Regions from separate parts of the Homo sapiens genome. Here region 1 is linked to region 2. Evidence: read pairs that join two places in POLR2A ChIA-PET (ENCODE). Cell type or tissue: HepG2. All regions are shown on one strand. Each heading gives the region's core, and the rest is flanking DNA. Links, peaks and the distances in the headings are about the cores only. Region 1 overlaps PTPN9 (protein tyrosine phosphatase non-receptor type 9). Region 2 has its middle 7.7 kb from the start of LMAN1L.

Region 1 (2,909 bases), core at 108-2,607, 660 kb after region 2:
GAGTTTGTGAGTTAGGGATTATTATCCTTAGTTATAGATGAGCAAACTGAGGCTAACAGCAGTAGAGTGACTTGCTCAAGTCAAATAGCTTAAGGGAAGTCTGGGTCCAAAGTCTAAGCTTTGCCTCCACTCCCACACGCTGTCTTTGTGCACTCCGGCCAGTGACCCAGGTTGGGGCCTGGAGAAAAACAGCCTGACTCCCCTGTTGCTCCACACTCCTCACCTCCCTAACTTAAAGATCAGTTTATCCTCAGACAATTCTAAATGATTTCTGGCCGTTTCCAGAAAATTATCCAGAAAAGCAACATTTGTCTGATGCACATACATACATACATACACAGAAGACCTAAACTCGCAACACATAAACTCAAATCTATCACACCTCCTGACACCCTCAATCTCACAGGTGTCTCACATACACCCTCTCTCTTTCACAAAAAGGACTCATTCAAAGTTCTTTAGGGCACTTATGGTAGGTGGTGACTGAGAGACATTTAGGGCCTGCACTTCAGTGACTCTGCCAAGGATATCAGTGCCAGCACCCTATCCACACAAGCTCTGAGGGCTAAGACTCTCAGTAATATCCAGGTAAGGAGGATATGAGGCTGGCTCCCCAGGGACCCACAACCCAAAGCATCTTCTAGGTTCAAGGCAAGATGATTTTGGCAAATCATTTATCTTTTCAGTTTCTTTATCTGTAATCTAAGAATCAGAATACCTACTTCGGTGGGAAGATGTGAGATTTAAAATTAAGTATGCCTGCCGGGCGTGGTGGCTCACGCCTGTAATCCCAACACTTTGGATCACGAAGTCAGATCAAGACTATCCTGGCTAACACAGTGAAACCCCGTCTCTACTAAAAATACAAAAAAATTAGCCGGGCATGGTGGCACGCGCCTGTAGTCCCAGCTACTTGGGAGGCTGAGGCAGGAGAATCACTTGAGCCGGGGAGCCGGAGGTTGCAGTGATCCGAGATCATGCCACTGCACTCCAGCCTGGGCGACAGAGACTCTGTCTCAAAAAAAAAAAAAAAAAATTAAGTATCCCTAGCATTCAGTCAAGAGTTCTCATATCTTTTTCCCCTCCTTTATCTCATCCCTACCTCCCTCTTCTCCTGGCCATTCAAATGCAAAGTCCGATTGAGCAATGAGCCCTGGAGCAGGCCTAGAGGGCCAAATAATCCCATGATGTGAAGAAACTCCATTTCTCTTGCAACCAGGTTTAGATGGTATATATTCCGTAATTTCTGATTTCTGGGTGGCCTTGGAGGCTCGGAATTTTTTTTTTTTCTTTGAGACGGAGTCTCGCTCTGTCATCCAGGCTGGAGTGCAGTGGCGCGATCTCAGCTCACTGCAAGCTCAGCTTCCCGGTTTCACGCCATTCTCCTGGGAGGCTCGGAATGTTTGAAGGAATTTTTATGACTGCTACTCACTGCCTTGAAATGTTTCCCCTGGCTGAGCATTAGTTTACCCTTCTGGGTCACTCAGCATGTTCCTCAGTTTACCTGGCTTTATGTTTTCAAAGTGTTTCCTTCTCTTTACCAGTTGTTTGGTGGCTTTTTTTTTTTTTTTTTTGAGACAGAGTTTCGCTCTTCTTGCCCAGGCTGGAGTGCAATGGCGCGATCTCCGCTCACCGAAACCTCCGTCTCCTGGGTTCAAGCGATTCTTCTGCCTCAACCTCCCCAGTAGCTAGGATTACAGGCTTGCGCCACCATACCCGGCTAATTTTGTATTTTTAGGAGAGATGGGGTTTCTCTGTGTTGGTCAGGCTGGTCTCAAACTCCCGACCTCAAGTGATCCACCCGCCTTGGCCTCCCAAGGTGCTGGGATTACAGGTGTGAGCCACTGCGCCTGGCCTGACGTTTTTTTTTTTTTTTTTAAAGCAACGAGTTCCTTTGTTACTGCTTTTTAAAAATAGAATAGCTTGCCATTTGAGAATTTATTATTTTTATTTATTTTTTTAGAGACGGGGTTTTGCCATGTTGCTCAGGTTGGTCTGAAACTCCTGGCCTCAAGTGATCCTCCCACCTTAGCCCCCCAAAGCACTGGGATTACAGGCCTGAGCCACTGCACCCAGCAAGGTCCTTTGTTCAAAGAAAATCTTATTCAGAAGCCTAATGTGTAAGAGATCAAGGTGGGCCTTGTTTTGGTTTAAGTGAGGACAGCCTGGGCACTGCAGTCTATTCCTTCACATCTCTCTCATGCAGCCTCCCTAACAGCCACATAGTCCCTTCGAAGACTTCTAATGAACCCACATTTCAGATCTTGTTCATTCGTCCCAGCCACTACCTACCTCTCAGCAGCCTGTGACAAAGCAGCCTGGCTTTGTGCTCAGTTACCTCTGCCTGTTCATTAGTATCCTTCAGCAGCTTTTCTTCCTCCGCCCATTACCTAAATGTTGGTGACATCCAAACGTATCTCCTCTCTTGCCTTCCTCATTCTCACTTCAAGGCTCATTGCTTCTGTCTAACTAAGTCCTAAACTGACATCTCCAGACCAGTATCTGCCCTGCACATCAGACTCCAGACTTCCACTGGATGCTGGCCACAGAAAATTTTTTATTAAAAATACATTTTTTCACAGAAGAAAATTCATTAAAAGTCAAGAAAGAGCCCCCAGATGAAATGGCTGACCTTTACTCAGGTGCACATCTGGCCAGTCTTGAGGCTTTAAGACAAACTACGCAGCAGCATTAGAGAAGTAGTAGATTATAATGTGCGGGGAGGGGAGACGGACGTGAGCCTGGAGTCTGAGAGGGGCACTGTACCGTTTTTTCCAACACCCCCAGCTAGGATTCTAGTGGAGTTAGCTATGTCCACCATGGCCTTAGCCTGAAAAATATGGGCATTTAAGACTTCAGCAGGCCACATTTAGCTCAAACAGGAGGATTTTATGACAGCCAAGGTAAAG
Region 2 (2,909 bases), core at 160-2,659:
TGTCCCCACCCCTGCCATGTGCCAGGCCTTAGGTCATACCAGACTTGGCAGGGGTTGAGGATGCAGGGCAGAGGGGAGATCCTGGCACCTTCCAGTCAGGGGGAGTCCCTCCCCACCCCACCTTGTCGGGGAACATATAGAGAATGTGGACCAGCCATGAGATTTTCTCCCCTCACTCAGGTTGTCCAGGGGCAGTGGTCAGTACAGAACCTCTGAAGGTGTGAGGAGGCTTCATGTATTCCCTGAGGCAGGCAGGTGGGGTGTTCCCCTGTCCTGTTGTGGCCCCGACCCTTCCTCTACCAGCCAACAGGACCTGAAATCCAGGAAGATCTGACTTCGAAGTCTACCTTGTGTCTGTTCCTCAGCCCCACTGTAGTTCCATCTACCAGTGCAACAGCCTCCTCGCCGCCTCCACTTCATCTTCTCTGCATACTGCCAGACTTAATTTTTCTAAAACTACACCATTCATTCAACAACAAATATTTGAATACCTGCTGTTTGCTAGGACTGAGGTTCATCAATAAGCAAAACACACCCTGTGGAGTCCACAGTTGGGAAGACAATCAAATAGTCACATATAGACAGTGACAAACTTAAGTGCTACATGAGGAACACAAAACATGGGAATCTTTGTAGATCAGGGAGGGCTTCTGGAAAGAAGCAGCGTTTAAGCTGAGATCAGAAGCAGAATGAACAGGTTGTATGGCAGGAGTTAGCAGCATTCCAGGAAGAGATGCTGAGACTGGAGGGAGGGCAGCTTTGTCTCAGATCTCCAAGAAAGTGGGTGAGGATGGACGAACAGCCAGGCCTGAGAGGTGAGGCTGTGGCTGTGGCAAAGACTTAGCTTTTATCAAACAGAGAATAATGGGAAGCCAATGACAAGTTTGATCAGGAGGGTGAGATGTCAGATAATTTTTGTTTGTTTGTTTGTTTTTGAGAAGAAGTCTTACTCTGTCACCCAGGCTGGAGTGCAGTGGTGCCATCTCAGCTCACTGCAACCTCCAGCTCCTGGGTTCAAGCGATTGTCTTGCCTCAGCCTCCCAAGTAACTGGGATTACAACAGGCATGCGCCACCATGCCTGGCTAATTTTTGTATTTTTAGTGGAAACGGGGTTTCGCCGTGTTGCCCAGACTGGTCTCAAACTCCTGACCTCAGGTGATCCACCACCTCGGCCTCCCAAAGTGCTGGGATTACAGGCGTGAGCCACTGCACGCGGCCCAGATATGTGTTTTTGAAATCACCCTAGCTACTGGTAGAGGAGTTTCAGAGAGTACAGTGAGGACTGGTCCAGATGAGAGACGGTCTCCAGAGAGATTTAGCTCCAGAGCTAAAATTGACCGAACTTGGCTATGGATTCAGTGTGAGAGTGGAGGAGAGGGAAGGGCCGTAGCAAGGCCTGATTGAGCAGAACGGATGCAGGGAGGGCAGCAGGGGGCATCTGCTGAGCGAGGACAGGAGACTCATGCTTAGGAGGGAGTATCATGAGCTCTGTTAAGGACATGTTAAGGTTTTTGTTGTTTTGAGACAGGGTCTCGTTCTGACACCCAGGCTGGAGTCCAGTGGTGCAAACACAGCTCACTACAGCCTTGACCTCCCAGGCTGAAGCAGTCCTCCTGCCTCAGCCTCTCAAGTAGCTGGGACTACAAGTGCCTGCCACCATGACTGGCTAATTTTTAAATTTTTTGTAGAGACGAGGTCTCCCTATGTTGTCTAGGCTAGCCTTGAACGCCTGGGCTCAAGCAGTCCTCCCACCTCGGCCTCCCAAAGTGTTGGGATTACAGGCGTGAGCCACCACACCAAGCCACACATTGAGTTTTAAGTGAGGCTTTGAAACTGCCAAGAAGCTGGGCGCGGCGGCTCACGCCTGTAATCCCAACACTTCAGGAGGCCAAGGCCAGTGGATCACTTGAGGTCAGGAGTTAGAGACCAGCCTGACCAACATGGTGAAACCTCGTCTCTACTAAAAATATAAAATTAGCTGGGCGCAGTGGTGCACACCTGTAATCCCAGCTACTCTGGAGGCTGAGGCAGGAGAATTGCTTGAACCCAGGAGGCAGAAGTTGCAGTGAGCCGGGATCATGCCACTGCACTCCAGCCTGGGCAACAAGACCAAAACTGCATCTCTCAAAAAAAAAAAAGGTCAAGAAGAGGAGGTTGACCATGCCAGTGCCATGTCGTAAAAGCCAAGGAAAAAGAACTTCAAGAGGAGGAAGCCACCAGGGTCCCCGCCTCCCAGAAGGCACAGAGATGGAGGCTGAGTCTGCCCCTTGGTTTTTATTTATGTATTTATATTTATTTTTTGAGACAGAGTCTCACTCTGTCACCGAGGCTGGAGTGCAATGGCACGATCTCGGCTCACTGCAAGCTCCACCTCTCAGGTTCACACCATTCTCCTGCCTCAGCCTCCCGAGTAGCTGGGACTACAGGCGCCTGCCACCACTCTCGGCTAATTTTTTGTAGTTTTAGTAGAGACGGGGTTTCACTGTGTTAGCCAGGATGGTCTTGATCTCCTGACCTCGTGATCCACCCGCCTTGGCCTCCCAAAGTGCTGGGATTACGGGCGTGAGCCACCATGCCTGGCTATTTATTTTTTTTGAAATGGAGTCTCGCTCTGTCGCCAAAGCCAGAGAGCACTGGCACAATCTCAGCTCACTGCAACCTCCACCTCCCAAATTCAAGCAATTCTCCTGCCTCAGCCTCCCAAGTAGCTGGGATTACAGGTGCCCACCACCACGCCTGGCTAATTTTTGTATTTTTAGTAGAGACAGGGTTTTGCCATGTTGGCCATGCTGGTCTTGAACTCCTCACCTCAGTGATTCATCCATCTCGGCCTCCCAAAGTGCTGGGATTACAGGCATGAGCCACTGCACCTGGCCAAACTGCCCCTTGGTTTTAGCCACAATGTCTG

Evidence for each region. ChIA-PET counts read pairs that join two places held together with the same protein. Peaks named below come from ENCODE experiments on the same cell type or tissue, not always from the same donor. Only the 100,000 strongest peaks of a DNase experiment are listed, where the experiment ranks them.
Region 1: POLR2A ChIA-PET joins it to region 2 with 5 read pairs; 4 of 35 experiments call an interaction of 5 or more read pairs at or near these places.

Annotation. Positions count from the first base shown.
Region 1 is chr15:75,460,714-75,463,622 of GRCh38, forward strand. It overlaps PTPN9 (protein tyrosine phosphatase non-receptor type 9), which reads right to left. Exons shown (of 13, transcript NM_002833.4): 13 at 2,538-2,909. Among named protein-coding and RNA genes, the nearest start is that of SIN3A, 10 kb to the left of the region's middle. RefSeq lists an enhancer at 1-269. In HepG2, for the core only: no CTCF peak of the experiment used is centred there; DNase peaks (open chromatin) are centred at 118 and 1,148; H3K4me3 peaks cover 541 bases.
Region 2 is chr15:74,803,686-74,806,594 of GRCh38, forward strand. No RefSeq gene overlaps it. Among named protein-coding and RNA genes, the nearest start is that of LMAN1L, 7.7 kb to the right of the region's middle. In HepG2, for the core only: no CTCF peak of the experiment used is centred there; no DNase peak of the experiment used is centred there.